Linked DNA regions of Homo sapiens: regions 2 and 3 are each linked to region 1. Evidence: chromatin loops called from intact Hi-C (ENCODE). Cell type or tissue: heart left ventricle. All regions are shown on one strand. Each heading gives the region's core, and the rest is flanking DNA. Links, peaks and the distances in the headings are about the cores only.

Region 1 (6,833 bases), core at 672-5,671:
CTCTCTCTTTGGTTTGTAGATGACAGCTTTCTTGCTGTGTCCTCGCTGGTCTTTCTCTGTGTACATGCCCCAGGTGTCTCTTCCTCTTCCTTTAAGGATACTAGTTTTATTGGATGTGGGCCCCACCCTATTGACCCCATTTAACCCTGCTTACCTCCTTAAAGGCCCTATCTCCAAATACAGTCACATTAGGGGTTACAGCTTTAACATACACATTTTAGGAGGACACAATTCTGTTTATAACAGTAGTCTACTGTAAAAAGAGCCATCCTTCTCACACATTTACTTATTTATTTCTATGCTTATGAGTATATAGAATGGATTCTATACACTTTTTCAATGTTTTATACTTTGTTGCTACCAATAATTATTTTGGTATTCAAACTGTCCCAGACATGGGCAGGGGAAGCCGTTCCAGCCTGCTTCCTCTGTCCTCATGACATGCCCCCAGTATGTTTTGTACATTTCCTTACATTCTGGAATAACAAGACATTTCAGGCCCTCACTAAATAGAGGAGGTGGTTGCACAACCCTGGGAATGTACTAAATGCCACGGGATTATACACTTTAACATGATTGATTTTGTTATGTGAATTTCACCTCGATTAAAAAAAAAAGTTCCAGGCTTATCTTACGTATTTCCTGCCTCTGCCCTGGAAACATTTTTTCTCTAAGGATCCCTTATTCCTCTTAGTTAGAATACTACATTCAAAAGCAAGGTGTCGCTGTTAGGTATGGCCACTGCTACCAAGATTTCTGCTTCAGTGGGCAAAGCCAGGAGATAGATATACATATATATGTATCACATTAATACATACACATATATACACATTTCAGAAATTATGAGTCCACAGCAATACCTCCAATTGCAGTCCATTCTTCTTACATCCATGTCTTCTCTCTTTCTGTATTTGTAACTTTCTTCTCCACAGTGAGAACTCTGGATCTCAACAACAATGTGTTTACTGATTTGCTCAATACCACGAAATATCTAAAATCATTTCAGAATCCTTCTGTGTCCATGCTGTACAAAAACAAACCCAGTAAAAAGAGTTTAGTGTTTAAGTCCTTCCTGACTCCCACGCTACCTAAGTCTAATGGAATATGGTCTAATGGGTATTCATAAACTACTCAGATTTCTTTTTCCCCCTTTCAGTGTGGTTATTCATTTGAAATACAGTTGAGTTTATTTTTTTCAGTTTGGTTTTTAGTTTTTTCTCCCTTCCCATACTTTTTGGTTTAATCTTTTAAATAAATAGAACATTAATAAACTTCCAAAAATCAAAAATAATACAAAGAGCTATACCATAGAAGTGTTTCTCCCTCTCATATTCCTTCCACCCTGTTTCCCACCTTCTTGTTAGGTGACCTGCTTCATCTCACTTCATTCTTTACTGGTTTATTCCTCCTATATTTCTATTTTTTTGAAAGATATGCAGGTACATGTATTTCTCCCATTTTTCCTTTTCCTCACAAAGGTTAGCACAGTATACATCCACTCTTTTGCAGTTGGTCAGGAAGAAACGCTTTCCATGAGCTTTGGAGACTAGCAGCCTTCTCTGCAGTATCTTATGTTCATTTAGCAAACACCTGAGTCTCCACAGAGAGCCAAGGCTGATCAGTGAGTCCCAAGTCTACAGTGAGCTGGCTTCATAGTGTAGACCTTTCTCAGGAATGCTTCACGCCTAGCCCAGCCAAAGGACTGCGCCCTACATTGCATTCTTTTCTGTGCCTTGTTGACACCCTGCGGTTTCAGTGTGCAGACCCATGTCTGTCACTGCCTTAGATGACTGTTGTAGACCCTCACCTTTACGGAGTACAGACGTATTATCTAAATGTTCCTTGTTGTCTGGTTCTGCCCTCCCTCACAAAATCAATCCTCCAGGAACAAAGCTTCCTCCTATACTACGTCATGATGCTGAAATCCTTCCCCTCCCCTCCATCTCTCAACTTACCTCGACAGCTATCTCTTTCTCTCTCTCTCTCTCTCATGCTCATGCGCGCGCACACACACACATACACACACTCACACGTGTTTTCTTTAAAGGCTTAAATTTTCCATAACAGTGGGGGGTTCCCAAGGAAAAGGGGTGAAAGTTTTAAAAATAGGTGCTTGCTGGGTAATTTGCCATTAAACATCAGGGCACCATTCTAGTAGGGAGATGGCTCTTAAACCCTTCACTTCTGCTCGCCAGGGTCCTGCCCTCAGCACCTCAGGGAGGGCTGCCTCCCCGAGATCAGCAGCTGGGGAGGTGCGGGCGGGGGTCAGGGTGACAGCCAAGCTAAGTGGAGGTCCCAGGAGGCTGGACATGATAACCACAGTGACTGTGGTTGCTCCGCCCGGTCCTCTGGCGGCAGCCAGAGCCTTCCCAGGTTTTGCCTTCGCCCGGTCCTCGCCCTTCAAAGCTTGGTAAGGTCCAGCCGTCCACCTGTGGCTGTCCTACAACAAAACCACTTCCAGGAAAAGGAAAGGGGTACGTGACAGGCCGAAGAAGTCAGGCTACAAACCGGATGACAACCGTAAGGAAGAAAGAAAAGAGCAAGCCACGGGGGTTCTCAAAGGGTTAACACAGCCTGGCATACACAAAGGATGAGGATGAGGGCGAGGCAAAATGAGAAATCGGGTGCAAGAAGTAGGGGGAAAAAAACCTTCCACCCTTTCTTTTTGCATCCAGAGGTACATCTTCATTTCAGAGTAAACCCAGCCACAAATGAGGGTAGCTGGGAGCATGTCCCTTCTTAGGCAGCTGAGAGGATGAAAGAGCCTCCCAACGCCTTTGATGCAGGCTGCATATTCGAGCACATTTTGAAACGTGCATCTGTGCTGTGTTGGGCCTGGAACCCCGGCGGCTCGGGGCTGGCCTTGGGCGGGTGAGAAGGAAAACGTTGCCTGGCGTTACCTGCGTCTGGAATGGGTTCCCGGAGCAGCGCTAGGCAAAACCCGGAGTGGATCTTGGGAAGAAAAGCAGGCGCTGCTCCCGGGCTCAGCACCCGGTTTCTTAGGCGCCGAAAGGTCCACCGTTTGCACACACCAGGGGTGGAGGGCTCGCTAGCGGTGGGAACCTGGAAGGGGCCAAACATGCTGTTCAGAATAATTGAGGAGGTAGAATATTCTTCCTGCTTGGTAGTGTGAAATCACTTGTTTATGGCTTCCATTCAGTCTCCGGTTTGCAGATAATGCCCCTTTCTAAGCGGTGAAACTCATGAATGTTGATCTTGCAAATCAAGCTGACACTAGCAGCTTTTGTCCACCAGGGCGTACATCAAGGCCTGCCTTCTCCCCAGCACGTTTCCCCCCTCCTCGCCATGCGCATCCCAGGCTCCCGGATTCATGAAAGGCGCGCTCCGCCCCAAGGCGACCTGAGGGTCTCTAGCAACAATCCAGGGGCTTGTCTGCCAAGCGCTCGGGCCCCACTTGGAGCGTCCTGTTCAGAGCCTCAAAGAGAGGCCCTGAAGACAAATGGCCCCGACAGGAGGAGGTCACCCAGTGAAGGGCTGCGGGAGCTCTAGACCCTTGCCCGGAGGCCTAGGCGCTCGTTCTTAAACGCGCAAACCGAGCCAAGCCCGGACAAAACCCGGGCTCCGAGGAAGGAAGCAACGAAACAATCGCATTTATGTAAAGGGAGGATCGAGGAGAGAGAGAAGGCAAAGCCAGCCAGGATGCGAGGATCTGAAATAATGAGATCAGACGGGGGACGGCGGAGGTTAACTACACCCACAGAAGCCATCGATAAAAGAGGCTTTGCTGGAAGTCAAGCCGACCGCTGGTTTTTAGAGTGGCTAGGTGGTAACTCTGGATCCTGCTGTAATAAGATGCCTTTTAATTAATGCTAACGAGCTAATGTTTATTAACTGTTCAAAGCTCCAGAGGAATAGGTGCGAACTGCAGACCAAATATGTCTTTGGGTGTTGTGCGATGAATGTGACTGCTGAACGAATTAAGAATAGTCAGAGGCACCCTCATTCTTAGGGATCCAGGCTCATGAATAAAGATATTCATGCGGCCTGGTGCGGTGGCTCACACCTGTAATCCCAGCACTTTGGAAGGCAGAGGCGGGTGGATCACCTGAGGTCAGCAGTTCGAGACCAGCCTGGCCAACATGGCGAAACCCCATCTCTACTAAAAATACAAAAATTAGCGGGGCGTGGTGGCATGCACCTGTAGTCCCAGCTACCTGGGAGGCTGAGGCAGGAGAATGGTGTGAACCCGCGAGGTGGAGGTTGCAGTGAGCCGAGATCGCGCCACTGCACTCCAGTCTGGGTGACAGAGCAAGACTCTGTCTCAAAAAAAAAAAAAAAAAGATACTCATGCTTAATTTAAATTGTATTATGTGGCAGTCTCCAAACTGGTCTCTGTAGCAGAGGCCACTCATTGTGCTTCAGAAAGTTACTGTTTACCTGTGTGTGTTTCTGTTGAGAATCATTTCAAAGCTGAGGTTGAGCTGTGGGAAGGATATATTTCCACACACAAGTCTGTACTTTAAAAAATTATCTTGGTTGCTTGGTACAGGATGAGTTACCAAGAGGGTCAGGATTCCTGCCGGCCTGGCAATATTTCCTGCTTCCCACCACCCCACCCACTTCCCCAATTTACAAGCCCTGCCCCCTCCCCTAAAGAAGACCTGTGAATGACAGGCTAGTCCTCTGCCTCCTGGTCCCAGCAAACAGGAGCACTGATTCTTGGCCTTTCTTAATCGACCTTGCTGTGACTTTGACCACCATAAAGTTCACAAGAGAAGAGATCATAAAGGATGATCAAAGTCTAGTTTTCTGAACAGGAGAGATGATCAGAGTGACATTTGGGGTTGGCACACATTTCCCAGACAGAGGGAATATGGCGAGTTAAGGCACCGTGGGAAGAGTGTCATCCATATGTCATTGTTCACTCTTTTACATTAGTTATGTACTCCAGTCCTGGAATCCAAAGGTCAACAGAATGCAGCAAGTGAACTGCTGCCCTTCTGTGGGATGAATTCTTCAAGAACAATCTTGGCTTTGTCAGTGTTTCTTACCTGCATGCCTTCTTGGATCTTGGTGTTTTCTGTCTGTTGGCTTTGACAGTGTCCAGATTGGAGGTTATTTTCATCCATGCAGTCTTCCTTCCCTCTCATTCCCTGGCCTTTGAAGAATGACCCCTCTCTGACTCCACATGGCTCTGGTAAATCAGGACATGTGACCAATAGGGAATATGACCAGGCCAATCCTATTCTCTCTTCCAGGAACTGGGATTTTCAATAGAGAGACCCAGGATATAAGAGGTTGAACAAATTATCCCGTAACTACACCCTAAGGACAGGGTTCCAAGGGTTGTGAACCCTGGAGCTGCCCTGTTGCTGGTACCTTCCAAAACATATTCTTGAGCATTTCTCTCCATTTTACAGGCTTCAGAAAATATTTTTTGTTCTTGCTTAACTTCAATTAATACATTAATACACAAGTCATACAGAAAATAGCAAGTTTAGAAATCAATTTTTTTTGTGAAATATACATCCAGAAAACTTCATTAAAGTGTATTACAAACAACTATAAAGTGAACGTTACGTATGTGTTTACTACCAGGGTTGGGAAATGAATATTATCAGTAGCCCGGGTGCCCTCTCTAACCCACTGCATTCCTCTCCTTAATGATAAAACCACCTTGCTCTTCCCTAACTACTCTGCTAACATTCTTGACCATCATTTCCTTGCTTTGCTTTACAGTTTTATCACTGATGTATGTATCCCTACACATGTTGCTTAGTTTCATCTGTTTTAACATTTGTGTGAAAGGAAGGAGGATTTTGTGTCTTTACTCAACATTACATTTGTGGGAGTCATCCATGTTATTATGTATAGAAGTAGGTTATCCATGTTATTGCTGTATGATAGTCCATTTGTAAACATATCACAGTTATTTATTAATTACATACCTGACAAACATTTGCATTGTTGCCACTGGGAATATTACAAACAGTGTTGCTATGAGCATTTTTATTTATGTCTCCTGATATATGAAATCAAATTTGTCCAGGGGAAATCTCTAGGAGTACAATTGCTGGGGTATAGGGTTATGTACATCTTCACTTTTACTAGACAATGCCAAACTGTTTTTCCAAAGTAGTTGATCCAATTTACAGCCCCACTTGCCCTAACAGAGAGTATGAGAGATTCTGTTATTCTACATCCTCTCCAAACTTGATATTTTCATCTTTTTAGCTTTTGCCCATCTGGTGACTTTGTTTTTATTACGATTACCAGAAAACTGAGGAGGTGTGCAGCTTTCCATATTTGTATTGGACATTTGTCTCCAAAAACTAATTACTATTTCTCTCTTTCTCTTTCTCTCTCTCTCTCTCTCACACACACACGCAAACACACATACATGTGTGTATATTAACAGTTCAACTTAAATGATCAAAATAAATAGATCAAATTTCATGTTTTATTCAACCACCAAATTCAAGGAAAATTGTGTTCAAATTTTCTTACAAATACATTTGTTGTTTAATCTATATTTACCTCAGCAGGTATCATTTCTTAAAACTTTGGGCGCTAATTAGGAACTCTTACTCTTGAAACTATTTCATTTGACTTTCCACTTGAAGATCTGCCTAACTTCACTAAAACTTGACATTAATCCCTGCTCTTGGAAAATAACTATTTGCTTCATGCCTGTTGGGTGACATACACCTTAACCATAGATGCTAGCATGAAGCTGAACAAATATCCTTCAAAAAGGGCCTGTCATGAAATGAAAACTTTTGTGGGTTTTTTTGTTTTTGTTTTTTTGCCTGGTAGATTTGTCTGTTCATGTGTAATGAACATATAATGAAAACAGAATATCAGCCAGCCCG
Region 2 (6,833 bases), core at 637-5,636, 110 kb after region 1:
GGGCGACAGAGCAAAACTCTGTCTCAAAAAAAAAGTAAAAGTTGCTGGGTGCTGTGGCTCACACCTGTAATCCCAGCACTTTGGGAGGCCAAGGCAGGCAGATCACCTGAGGTCAGGAGTTCAAGACCAGGCTGACCAACATGGCGAAACCCCATCTCTACTAAAAATACAAAGAAGTAGCCAGGCATTGTGGCACACACCTTTAATCCCAGCTACTTGGGAGGCTGAAGTAGGATAATTGCTTGAACCCAGGAGGCAGAGGTTGCAGTGAGCCAAGATTGCACCACTGTACTCCATAATAGCTGCTTCAGGTGACTTTAGAGGTTACTGTTAGATAGATGGAAGGGATCCTGCAAATTAAAGATAATATAACTCAACGCATGTCTTAGTTCAGGCTGCCATAACAAAATACCATTAACTGGGTGACTGATGTGATGGTTAATTTTGGGTGTCAACTTGACTGGGCTAAGGGATGCCCAGATAGTTGGTAAAATATTATTTTGTGATGTGTCTGTAAGGTTGTTTCTGGAAGAGATTTGCATTTTAATCTACATACTGAGTAAAGAAGATTCACCCTCACCCACATAGGTAGGAATCATCCAATCCATTGAGGGCTGGACTTGAACAAAAAGGCAAAGGAAAGGGGAATTCCTTCTTTTCTTGAGCTGTGTCATCCATCTTCTCCTGCCCTCAGACACTGGAGCTCCTAGTTCTCAGGTCTTCGTAATCCAGGATTTATACCAGCAGTGGTCCCTGCTCTGGTTCTCAGTCCTTCAGACTTGGACTCAATTATACCATTGGCTTTCCTGGGTCTCCAACTTGCAGGTGGCATCTCATGGGATTTCTTGCACGAGTCAAGGCCCATAATATATCTCCTCTTATACATGGCTCCACATATCCCATTGGTTCTGTTTCTGTGGATAACCCTAATATAGCTTATAAATAACATACACTTATTTCTCAGTTTCGGAGGCTGGAAGTCTGAGGATAGGGTATAGCATGATTGGATTCTGTGAGAGCCCTCTTACAGCTTGCAGATTGCTGACCTCCTGTTGTAGAAAGACCTAGGGGGCTCTCTAGGGTCCCCTTTATAAGAGTACTAATTCCATTCATGAGGGCTCTCATGATATAATAACCTTCCAAAGGGCCCACCTCCTAATATCACATTGGGGGTTAGGATTTCAACATATCCATTTTGCAGGGACATAAACATCAGTCCATAACAACCCAGGAAGGTCAGGAGACCTGTCCAAGATCACATATTTATCTGGTAGCAGCGTCAGAACTCACATTCCAGGCTCCTGACTGCTAGCCCCATTGTTTTTCCTGCAGGCATGCAGGGTTACAGAGACAACCAGAGTAAAGACAGTTAATAGCCATGTGGGTATAGGTTGGCAGGCGGCTAGGTAGAAAGTCAGGGGAAAGAGAGTTAATAACCAAGTGAGTATAGGTTGGTGTACAGCTAGGGAGAAAACCAGGGTAAAGAGAGTTAATGGCCGAGCGAGTTTGGGTTGGTGTGCACCTAGGTAAAAACCAGGGTAAAGAGACTTAATGGCTGAATGAGTACAAGCTGGAGTGCTTGAGATGAATAAACCTGTGGTCCTGTAACATATTCAGCAAGTAAACATATTGTTCTCTTTTAATTCCATTAGTGAGTAAGCGAAAGGAGCTTCTTGATTCCCAATTTTACCTTTCTCTTGTCACCCCGAGTCTTGTCATCAAGACACAAAAGAGAACGTATTTTCTTCTTTTTCTATTATCCATTAGGTCTTCTTCGAAATAATTGGAAACTTTTTCTTAATAGCTAATACGTATTTCTGAGTCCTTCTTATATGCCAGATTCTATGTTACACACCTTTAATTCTCAGAATACCCTATCAAGTAGGTTCTATGATTTTCCCTGAGAGGAAAGCAAAGCTATGAGAGGTGACACAAGGTCCCCAAGGTCACACAGCTAATTAGATGGAACCGGAATCTGAACCTCTTGGTTCATCAGATTTCAAGGCATGTACTCTTAATCACTATCCTAAATTCTCCATATAGAGAGCCATCAAAAGTCACAGTTATTTTTCTGATGCTCACCCGAACCCTGAGGCATAATGATGATGAGGCCACCCTGCCCTGTCTCTGCTTCCTAAACTGTACTCTTCCCCACCTCCACCTCTTAATGAATAATTACATTTCTTTATTAAGAAAATTAATGAAGATTTTCTTCATGTAGACTTTTTTTTTTTTTTTAAATCCTGACACTGACTGAAACATGTAGCCTTATTGATTAAAAAAACTAAACAAAACAAAAACTGGCCAGGCGCGGTGGCTCATTCCTGTAACCACAACACTTTGCAGGGCTGAGGCAGGAGGATCACTTAGGGGCAGGAGTTCAAGACCAGCCTAGGCAATTGAGTGACATCCTGTCTGTACAAAAAAATACAAAAATTAGCTGGGTGTGGCGGTGCGTACCCGTAGTCTCAGCTACTCAAAAGGCTGAGGCAGGAAGACTGCTTGAGCCGAGGAGTTTGAGGCTGCAGTAAGCCTGGGTGACAGAGTGAGACCCTGTCTCTTAAAAAAATAAAGTAAAAAAGCAGAAAACGTCAAAAACCAAATCTTGATTCAGATAGACATATTCCTAAAATATTATTTCTAAAATATAATACAAATTCCTAAAATATTATTTCTCTGATTTCTCTGTAATAGTTTGCTCCATTAAAAGATAATGTGAAATTATTGGGGCTCCTTAGTATCTGTAGGCCAAATTCAGTTTCCCATGGTTACTTTCGATGAGTGAGTTTGATTTCAGAGCTGAATCCTGATTTCAGAGGACATAACTCAAGACCAGAAATTCCAAGCATCAAAGTTTTAAAAATCAAAACAATTCCCTCTCACTCCTCAACCTTTATTATTTATTTTAGTATATTTCCGTCAGACCTCTGAGGACTATTCTATTAAATTTATTCTCCCGAATTATATAAAATGGGAAATGTTAAGTCCAATGGGCTGTTAAAGCAATCTAGTCACTGGATTTCAGAAAAAAATAAAAATTATACAAAGTTCTTAAAATTATTTTATTACTATCAAGTATTTTTCCAAACAATTCACAACTGTTACCACTCTTAATTAGTTCAGTACTTCCACCCTAAAGTATTGAAGGACTTGGAATTTGGCAAAACCCAAATCTATTTTCTAGGGCCTTAGCTCTCCCTTGTGTATAAAAACGGAAATGCAGCTTGCTAGAAAATTTTGCCCCAGTAAATCTGATGACCCAATTTTAAAAGTTAAAATGCCATTTGATAAAAGAAAAAAGGGTCCATGTTTACAAAGCTTCTCACATCTTACAGAAAAAGCAAGAAAAGATTTTAAATGACAAAACAAATGCAGCCAAATATTACAAACATGATGCACATTATGCTTTAGAAAAAGGATCCCCCCCCACAAAAAAATCTTGCCAGTGTAAAATAAAATATTTTAGGGGAAAAGTACATCTACGAGAATCACTAATGCTGTCAGGAGAAACAGAGCTGAGTGATTCAAGCCCCTGTCTGTGATTTCAGGCTGGATCATACTTAATGCAGCCCAGAGGAGGCATTAGCTTGCTTGCAAGATCTCTAGGCAGAGAAAAATCCACAGCCCACCTCTTTACACCTGTGAGGAAATATTTTATTTATCATTGTGTATTTCCATAGAATTTCAAATGTCTTGTTCTTTAACCTTTCTTCGTATTTTCCCCAGTTTTTTGTGACTAATTCACCATGGATTTGTCTGCCTTTTCCTGTGTAGAGTTTAGCAGTTTGGCTTCCTGTGATGAGAGGCCAACTCAGAGAGCTTATTGCAGCTTGGTATTACATAGCTTTTTAAAGACACTAAATTCTCTTGAGATGTATCACATTTTACCTTACTGATTAGCACCTAGTATTATAAATGTCATTTTTTTTTCCTTTTTTTTTTTTTTTGAGATGGAGTTTTGCTCTGTCGCCAGGCTGCAGTGCAGTGGTGTGATCTTGGCTCACTGCGGGCTCCACCTCCAGGTTCAAGTGATTCTCCTGCCTCAGCCTCCCGAGTAGCTGGGATTACAGGCACCCGCCACCACGCCCAGCTAATTTTTGCATTTTTAGTAGAGACGGGGTTTCGCCATGCTGGCCTCGACCTCCCAAAGTGCTGGGATTACAGGCGTGAGCCACCGCACCCGGCCTCATTTTGTTTTTTCTACTTTGTTAAACTTTGGGAAGAAGAAAACCCCAAAATTATTTTAGTAGTCAGCAGACATGATGATGGGAACCCCATTTAGGCACGTTCACCATGGGAAGCTCAGGCTGTCACCTGGTGACAGACTGGTCAAGGAAAAGGAGGGTGTTCTGTCTTTCTGCAAAGTTCCTCTTGAAATTCTATGGCTTCTAAAACTTGCTGTTATCTATCGCCCAATTTAAAGATCTAAAGAAATAAGTCTCATCACCATCATTTCCGTAGCGTTTACTGGGGCCCAACTGCACAGGACATCACAAAACAAAGCGGTGTCTTCCCTCATCGCCAGGAGCTTATTCAGTATACCAAAAGAAGTGTCTACACATTCAGACATAAGGACCCCATAGTAGATATATGATGCCGTAAGAAAGGTAACAAGAGACAACAGCAAATAGGAGAAACTTTTTAAAATTACAAGACATTGTGAGACAAAGGCATACTACTCTCCAGCTGGCTGGTAATTGCATATTATCCAGAGCACATAAGCTAGAATGCATTCCAATTATCTTCCAGTGCTGTGGGGCAAAAATCACTCACGTAGCAATTAAATAAATTCAGGGATATCACTAAATGTTTTAAGGAAAGGAAGGATTCTGAAGTTGGCAGAAAGAGCAAAGGAACAGGAAGAATAGTAAAACAGGCATTCCAGAAACCACCCTCCAGCCCGCTTTTTGGCTCTGCAATCACCCCAATTTTGCACAGCCCCTGGCTCAATAATGATGACTGCCTTACGGTGCTAGAAACAGCACAGCCAGTGTACACAGGGCTGACATTAAACCGGAAAACCGTGGCCCACTGGGCTTGTCAGAATTTAGGTAGATGGAATGCCTGCTCTTACATATAAAGAAGCAAATATATGTTTCCAAGAAATTATCAAGATGGGCCATTTCTTGTGCATGCGCAATTATACATATATATATGTGTGTGTATATATATATGTATGTATGTATGTATATGTATAATTGCGCATGCAAATATATATATATGTAATCTGTAATATAGCACTGTTATCACCTTGGGCACACACCATAGGAAAGTTACAAAACTGTAATGGATGGAATATTTGTTAACCATGTTAATATTCTCTTTCACACTTTCTAAAAGAACCATCCCTTGTTCGGGAGAGTTACTCATTGCCTTGAGCAGAATTAGGATAAAGTTGGTATGCAGAGACAAAAATGACAACATCTTTGACTTCCAAAATAGGGTAGTGAATTCCCTTCACCACCTTTACGATCAAGAGCCAAACCTAGCGGACTGGGATTCTCATCTATCGCCTTAACCACTCGGCCACGACAAGGCCGAGGACCGGGATTCTCAGAATGGCACAAGAAGCCACAGCACATGGTGCTATCACTCGGGAACAGGAAGTTGCCACGTAACAGGAAGGCAAGGAGGAGAGCCTTCTTCCATGGAGGAAACAGGAGTCAAGAGGAAGAGAAGTAAGGTCAGGATTGAATATATTACTACCTATTATATAATAAAGAATCTGTCAGGCTGGGCATGGTGGCTCATGCCTGTAATCTCAACACTTTGGGAGACGGAAGCAGGTGGATCACTTGAGCTCAGGAGTTCAAGACCAGCCTGGCAAATGGGGCAAAACCCCGACTCTACAAAACGTACAATAATTAGCCGGGCATGGTGGCATGTACCTGTAGTCCTAGGTACTCAGGAGGCTGAGGTAGGAGGATTGCTTGAGTCTGGGAGGTCAAGGCTGCTGTGAGCCAAGATTACACCACTATACTCCAGCCTAGATAACAGAGTGAGATCCTGCCTCAAAAAAAAGAATTTGTCTGGTCTTTGTCCTGGGTTCCTGACATGGAGTTTCTATGTTTGACATCTCCGTAGTGACAGGAGTAACTTTGTTCTGATAATGAAGTGTCATGTGTGATAGGCCCCTAAACAGCTCCAGTGGGCACTGGTCACCAGAAAGACCAACCACATGACTACAGGGTTGGGGATGTGAGCCAGTCTGACCTCCAGGGAGGGCAGAGAGGCTGGGGAATGAGTTCAAGCATGTGGCCGACAATCTAATCAATCATGCCTATACATTGTGAAACCCCATTGAAAACTCTGGACATCAAGGCCCAGTAGCACTCCCTGGTTAGTGAACACACTGATGAGCTGGAGGACTGATGGACGCTGACTCCACGAGGAGCAGGCAGAGGAGCCCAGGTTTCCTCCCAGACTGCATGCTGTGCTTCCATTCATTTGGCTAGTCCCCTTTTTTCGAGATGGAGTCTCGCTGTGTCGCCCAGGCAGGAGTGCAATGGCACGATCTCGGCTCAATGTAACCTCTGCCTCCCGGGTTCAAGCGATTCCCCTGCCTCAGCCTCCCAAGCAGCTGGGACTACAGGCACGTGCCACCACGCCCGGCTAATTTTTTGTATTTTTAGTAGAGATGGGGTTTCACCGTGTTAGCCAGGATGGTCTCGATCTCCTGACCTCATGTTCCACCCGCCTCGCCCTCCCAAACTGCTGGGATTACAGGCATGAGCCACAGTGCCTGGCCTAGTTCTCTTGATTTGTATACTTCATAATCAATCCGAATCCGTTGCTAATGGCACTTGCCTGAGTTCTGTGAGTTGTTCTAGCAA
Region 3 (6,833 bases), core at 734-5,733, 83 kb after region 1:
GCCATTTTAAACAGGTACAAAGAGAGAAAGCCATAAAACACAAACTAGAAAGAACCTTAATAAAACCTAAGTGCACAACTTAACAACTCCTGCTCCTCAGGGAGCGCCACTCGGCGTCTTGGTGAGAGATGATCAAGGTGAAGGAACCAAACACTCACCTATCTTTGTAGTTTATCACAGTATCGATGATAGCGTTCATCTGCTTTGTCAGTTTGGGGGGATTTGGTGACAGTTTCTCAGCGGGAGGGCGGCCTCTTCTCTTCTTAGCTTTTTCCACATCTTCTTTTGCAGGATCTTTATCCACATTTCTTCGTCTTTTTCGCTTCTTAAGCCGTACTTCCTCTTCCATTTCCTCCAAATTGCCGTCTTCGATGGCCTGTTCGTTGGAAACAAAGGAGACAAATTCAAGACAAGAGAATAACCAAGACAAAAAAAGTATGTGTATATTTATATATAGCTCCAACAATTAGAATAAAATGAAAGAAATTAACCAAAAAAAAGTAAAAGTTAACAGTAATCAGTGGAGGAAGAAGAAAAAAGGAATGCTACCATATTGGATAAATGCATCTTTAACTCAAGTCTGTTTCATGAGCAAAACACACTGAAGGCCCAAAACACTCACAGTAAAGGAGAATATGACAAATATTAAAAGATCTATAAATTCAAGTGTTTGATGATAACTGAATCCAGATGAAATTTTAGCTCAGTTTAAGAACAAGACCCTAATGTTCTCATTACTGTAAGGGAAGGAAAAGGTAAACAAAACGAGGGGTGGGTTATGAAAAAACAATCCCTAAGAATACATCCACACGATCATATAAGCTTTGACCTTTTCTTCAGGTTTTGCATCAATTTATTCATGATTAACAATATAAATCAAAATTCCATCTAGATTTTTGTTCTAACGTGGCAATTAGTAAACAAGGAAACGGGAAAGTACAAAGCCACATTCCTTGGTAAACGCACTTAAATCATTCGATAAAGAACACACACACTCACAAACAATAAACACTTTTTTCCAATTACCTGCAAACGCTTGCTTTAAACCAGAGCCAGCAGCACTAATGCAGAGAGATAATAAAATAGCTATAAAAACAACCAGGTATAAAAGAAACCTGTTCATAAAGGGCTAAAAGATCCATGTGACAGACCCAGAAGTTTAAACTTTTTTTTTTTTTCCTGGTAAATCTCAAAACTCAAAAGAAGAAAAATAAAGGGGAAAAATACTGCCAAGGAAGAAAAAAAAAAAGAACATAAAATTTGAACATAGAAAAGAAATTTTCTAAAAAAAAGATCTTTAAATTACGTTTTGAGATTGCTCTCTCACACAAAATAACTAATGTTGTTATTTGTTCCTCCTGCCTCTCAATATTGCCTCCAGTATGCAAATGATAATCAATCCTTTCTCGTAGCTGAAAGAGCTCTAATCATAAGGCAATTACCTTCATTTCTCCACAGCACCAAACATGGCTAATATTTATGATCATGTGAGTATAACAATCAATATAAAGAGTGATTACAGCTCAGACATAATTTCTTTCACTTATGTACAACGCTTCCTGAAAAAGAAAGGTTTTGTGAAGAAAACCTGGTGCAGAACACAAAACAACCTGGCATGTTAAAAATGCCAGTGGGATTTTTAAAAAAATATGTTTTCTACGCATCCTCCAATGTGCAAATCCATAGAAGCAACATGCACACAGACAGATTCCTAAGGGACAGTCTGAGCCTAGGCCTTAATAATCAAAAGACAATTTCCATCACGATCCTACAGTGTTCAGATAACCACTATGAAGGAGGCGAGATCTGATGAGTTATGAGGAAAAAGGAAAAGGAAAAAAAAAAAAAAAGCTTCACATTATTGCATTAATATTCATTTGCCTAAAAGCAGGACACCCACTATACAGCTAAACACACTGCAGCTAAGCGAAGATTAAGAAAAGGAAATTGTCCCGCATATCTTGGAGGCTGAACATGCTAATAATAAATACAGCATGCAAGGCTGTCAACAGTTAATGGTATTGCTCTCCTCAAGCACCCAGTTGCACACAGAAATACGGAGAACACCGGCTTTTGATGTGTTACACACCTACACATGCCTGGGATGTAGTTCTACTGAATCTTCAAGACGGCAACGAAAAAGGATATTTACCTTACCACTATCAGCAGGCCGGCTATCAGAAATCACAGTTAGTGGGGATAAAATTAACAAGCCAGCAAAGCAGCGAGCTGCTAGTCTCTTCATCAGCTGATCAGGAAAAAAAAGAGAGCTGGGGAAAGGCTGTGTTTTCATATACAAGTAATTTTATTTTACTGAAAATTTAATACTGAAAGGATTGTGGATACTCAAATCTGCTGTTTCATGCTACCTACTACAAGGCCCGAAGGCTTCCTCCTTCAGCCTGTTTTAATATTGACAACTACTTATCATATTTTTTTCCCCTTATTATTCCAGGCAGCAGAATTAGAGATTTTAGCTCAGATGGTTTCTGAGTCTTGCTCGCATTTTAACAATTAAGCCAGTAAGAAAACAAATTAATATTCAAATTTATTTTAAAAAATTAAAACAAGGTATGCTTTTTTGGTATTTTGTACCTTATTTTTTAAAAAATAGCAGCATGGTTTGGAGCAGTCTAAATGATTTTTAAAACAGAAGACAATTTTTTAAGAAAATTAAATGCATGTAAATAAAAGCAATGTACATGTTCTAAGATTCAAATATTTTAACATAATATGTTATTCTGCTCTTTAAAGAAAATTCAGAACAACTGTAACACTTCACTTTCAGTTTCATGCTGTAAAATTTTTCATTGTTTTTCTTCTCACTGAGATAAATGAAGTTGGGGGGAGTTGTAAAAAGGATATTTCTACTCTCACCCCGCCTTAATTTTGAAAAGAGGGAAAAAGCATAAGCTTGTGATATTTGGACTTTTAAATCTCTAAATCTGTGAGTAGCTAAGAAGCGAAAACAAATTAAATTGCAAACAGAACAACTGAAACAATTTTTATTACAACTGCTAATACGTGCAGATTCTTATTAAATTTAGGTTTTGGAATTACAAGGAAACACACAAAGTACTGACCATTATTCCCCTCAAACTAAGGTTTTATGCAGGAATGCAGAGAGCTACAAAACATCTTCCCTCCTCCCCAAAGACCCCAAACACATCCATATGCAGTGCTTTATGTTCTGTGATTTCTAAGGGTCTTTTTCTAATGGAAATCAATTCACTAAACACTTCCCAATGCTTTTCGCACATAAAGAGTAGAGTAAGATTACTCCTGCATGTAAGTAAAATTATTCATGGAGATTTTAAACTGTTCTTTTATTTTAAAAAATTATTTACTAAACTGGCTCAACTGACTCAAACTCAGCGCTGGGGGCTGGGGGGTCACACACAAAAAAAACCCCAAAACTTGCTACACAATGCTAAAGTACTACCCCCAAAAAGAATTCCCTTCCAAACCTTTTACCAGCACAATAATGAAATAAATCACAGAAGCAAACCCCCAGTTTCCGACTGGTGACGTGTTGCGCAAGAGTGCGAGCCCTAATTCAACATACAGACGGCTCCCATGCTCAACTGCCTCTAGATTTAATGAAGTGAATAGGAAGGAAGTCGGGGAAAAAAAGTGTACAAATAAGAAATTAACACTTTCCTTCCCTACCGAGACGGTGAAACACAACTACAGCGAAGTTTAGTGAGGCACCTCTTTTCTTAAAGGCACACTGCACCCGTTTGGCTCCGGATGTCACGAAAAAAAACCCATATGGTGGTAAAAATCCCCAGTCAAGTTAAAACAGTTAAGCATATTTCAGCCTGCGTTTTTCCTGAATGAAGCTGGGAATTACTCCTTCCTCCACTGGATGGCAACCTTTTTTTTTTTTTTTTTTTTTTTTGGCCCTCTTTCTCTCTTTTCTTTCTTTCAATTTTGCTTAAAAGAAAATGTTTTTCATGACTCAGGGTGTGCAAGAACGAGATGCAAACTAGCTCCCTCTTCAATTAGTTCTTATGAAAGCGGCGTGCACGTTCTGACAGCAAAATGCAGGAGACAGTCATGCAGGATTAGCTGTTCTAGAGGAAACGCTTTGCAGCTAGCAAAGCACATGGCAGACCCGGGAAGCAGCCACACGTGGGTCCAGTCGTGGCCCTCTCATCCTGACACACACCAACCACATCTTTACTGCGTGACGGCAGGTCCAGAAAGTCAGCCTCAGGCGCCTTCTTCTCAACCCGGTGGTGTAAAGAATTGCTGTTATGCGTGGTTCACAGTATCACAAAGCAGAGGGGATCCATGATTATGAATAGGTAAACAGGGACACGCAAACAAAAAGCCCCAAGCCAACTCCTGCGCATCGTTTCCACCTCCGCCTCTCCAAGTCCACCAAGCCATGTGGCACAGTCCTTACAGTGGAACAAACCATCTTAACACTGAAAGGAGCAATTCTAAAGATATCCAGACAAGGCATGGAAATTTCTTCCATGTGCAACGGGAAAAGTCAGTACTCAAACACTAACTCTGCTATTTCAGTATCATATTTCTGTCCACTGACACTTTCTCTTTCTCCCTCTGGGGATCCTCCTCCCTTAGGAACTCTAGTTGGATTCCAGAAGAGGACCCTGGGATGCTGCTGGGCATGGGGGTGGGGTTATAGAGCCCAGGGCTAAGCGTTAAAGAATGCAGGTTAAGACCACTACATTATACTGGTGCTTTCTGGGGACAGCTCACACATCACCAAACTTGATTCCAAAATTCAGACAGGCTAAACCTCCCTCGTGCCCTGCTGAGATCCTGGAAGCCAATAATACAGTAATGATCCCCCAAACAAGAAAAGCAATGGCAACAAAATAGTGGAATTTTACATTTACATTTTCATATATGAGAGATTTTCTTACAATATAAATATTAAACAACAACAAAGTTGAACATAGAGCTCGTCCTCAAAGATGCTACGTTATTTTAATCGGTTTAATGCATACTGTAGCACTTTTGGATGCAGAATTTCAGACTCAGGGCTTTGGACAGTAAGTTTTTGATTATTACTGTCTCCACAAGCAACCTGTTAGAAAAACTGACATAAAATCAAATTCCCTAAAGTGAAATAATCTAGACGCAAAAAAGCAAATACTGTATGATTTCAGAGATGAGAAAAGAGAACAGTGGTTACCAGCGGCTGAGGGAAGACGGCCGGGGAGTTAGTGCTTAATGAGGTCAGAATTTCAGTTTGAGATAACGGAAAAGTTCTGAAGATGGGATGTTGGTGATGGTTGCACAACAATGTAAATGTACTTCATGTTACTGAAATGTACACTTGAAATGGCTACAATGGGCCAGGTACGGTGGCTCATGCCTGTAATCCCAGCACTTTGGGAGGCCAAAGCAGGTCAATCACCTGAGGTAGGGAGTTTGAGACCAGCCTAACCAACATGGAGAAGCCCCATCTCTACTAAAAATACAAAATTAGCCGGGCATGGTGGCGCATGCCCTGTAATCCCACCTACTCAGGAGTCTGAGGCAGGAGAATTGCTTGAACCTCGGGAGGCTGAGGTTGCAATTAGCCAAGATTGTGCCATTGCACTCCAGCCTGGGTAACAAGAGCAAAACTCTGCCTCAAAAAAAAAAAAAAAAAAAAAAAAAAAAAAAAGTCTAAAATGGTAAACTTTATGGTATTTTCCCATAAGAAAAAAAAGTCCCTGAAAAGAAACCAAATTATCTAAATTAAGGAACAACTTAACCCCAATTAAACCCCAACAACTGCAGGTTCATACATGTTCTTACCACCTCGACACACAGCACATATTAGCGAAATCTTGCTAGCTTTCCTTCAGAATTCAACCCTTTTAACATTTCAACAGATAGCACGTTCAGTCTTGCCCTGGCCAATGGCTAGAACTTTTCGAAAATCCCCATTTATTCTTTCAAAGGTTATTAAGGGAATATCCATGATGTAAGAAAATAACTGTGTATAGCACATAACTATTCACAAACCTTATACTTTTGTTAACAAATGCTTCCCATATTCAAGAGATGAGTTGGTCTGAAGGGTAAGGACTTTTTTGGATATAGTTTTTTTCCTCCGACTGTGGTTCAATAAACTGATGACATTAACTCAACAGACTCTGTTTCGTATTTCATTCGTCAGGCAACTGGGATGCCAACTGCACTCCCAGTTCTCCCTGATTTGGGACTGAAATGTACAAAGCTGACCATAAAGGGGAAGAAAATTGAGCCTCAGCTTAACTGAATTTCTGGTACAGTGGGTTTTCCAGTTTACTGATCAATAACTTCAGATCACTTTTGAAAAAAAAAAAAAAAAAAAAAAAAAAAAAAAAAAAAAAGGTTTTCTCTTTCCCCATATGCCATAAGCACATGGAGGTGGGTGACGAAGGGAAAAGGGGAGCTACGGCTTACACATCTGAGACAAGGTCAATTAATACACTATTTTAGTTAAAAGCAATTTGGTTGGAAAAACGAAAATGCCCCCGCGCAGTGGCTCACGCCTGTAATCCCAGCACTTTGGGAGGCCAAGGCGGGTGGATCACAAGGTCAGGAGTTCGAGACCAGCCTGGCCAATATGGTGAAACACCATCTCTACTAAAAATACAAACATTAGCCAGGTGTGGTGGCACGTGCCTGTAGTCCCAGCTACTCGGGAGGCTGAGGCAGGAGAATCGCTTGAACCCGGGAGGCGGAGGCTGCAGTGAGCCGAGATTGCCCCACTGCACTCCAGCCTGGGCAACAGAGCAAGACTCAGTCTCAAAAAAAAAATAAAAAGAAAAATGAGTTTAAAAATTATTTTAGCCATAAGTTCAACTAAGAACCCATGTGAC

What was found. Peaks named below come from ENCODE experiments on the same cell type or tissue, not always from the same donor. Only the 100,000 strongest peaks of a DNase experiment are listed, where the experiment ranks them.
Region 2: a loop joins it to region 1, with 4 times the contacts of the local background. A loop is called at or near these places in 13 of 110 quality-filtered maps.
Region 3: it touches region 1 in a loop (2.7-fold over the local background); 21 of 110 quality-filtered maps call a loop at or near these places.

The regions. Positions count from the first base shown.
Region 1 is chr9:2,238,114-2,244,946 of GRCh38, reverse strand. LOC107987043 (a long non-coding RNA gene) reads left to right here and starts at 2,328. Exons shown (of 5, transcript XR_007061395.1): 1 at 2,328-2,520. RefSeq lists enhancers at 2,946-3,820, 2,114-4,011. In heart left ventricle, for the core only: a CTCF peak has its summit at 3,249; DNase peaks (open chromatin) are centred at 2,336, 2,886 and 3,486; H3K4me3 peaks cover 1,747 bases; H3K27ac peaks cover 741 bases.
Region 2 is chr9:2,129,052-2,135,884 of GRCh38, reverse strand. The region is part of intron 27 of SMARCA2 (SWI/SNF related BAF chromatin remodeling complex subunit ATPase 2); the gene reads right to left. Among named protein-coding and RNA genes, the nearest start is that of SMARCA2, 120 kb to the right of the region's middle. RefSeq lists a silencer at 1-94. In heart left ventricle, for the core only: a CTCF peak has its summit at 3,205; no DNase peak of the experiment used is centred there.
Region 3 is chr9:2,155,229-2,162,061 of GRCh38, reverse strand. It overlaps SMARCA2 (SWI/SNF related BAF chromatin remodeling complex subunit ATPase 2), which reads right to left. Exons shown (of 34, transcript NM_003070.5): 28 at 159-376. Among named protein-coding and RNA genes, the nearest start is that of SMARCA2, 140 kb to the right of the region's middle. In heart left ventricle, for the core only: a CTCF peak has its summit at 3,825 (motif pointing right); DNase peaks (open chromatin) are centred at 3,551 and 4,141; H3K4me3 peaks cover 3,668 bases; H3K27ac peaks cover 2,894 bases.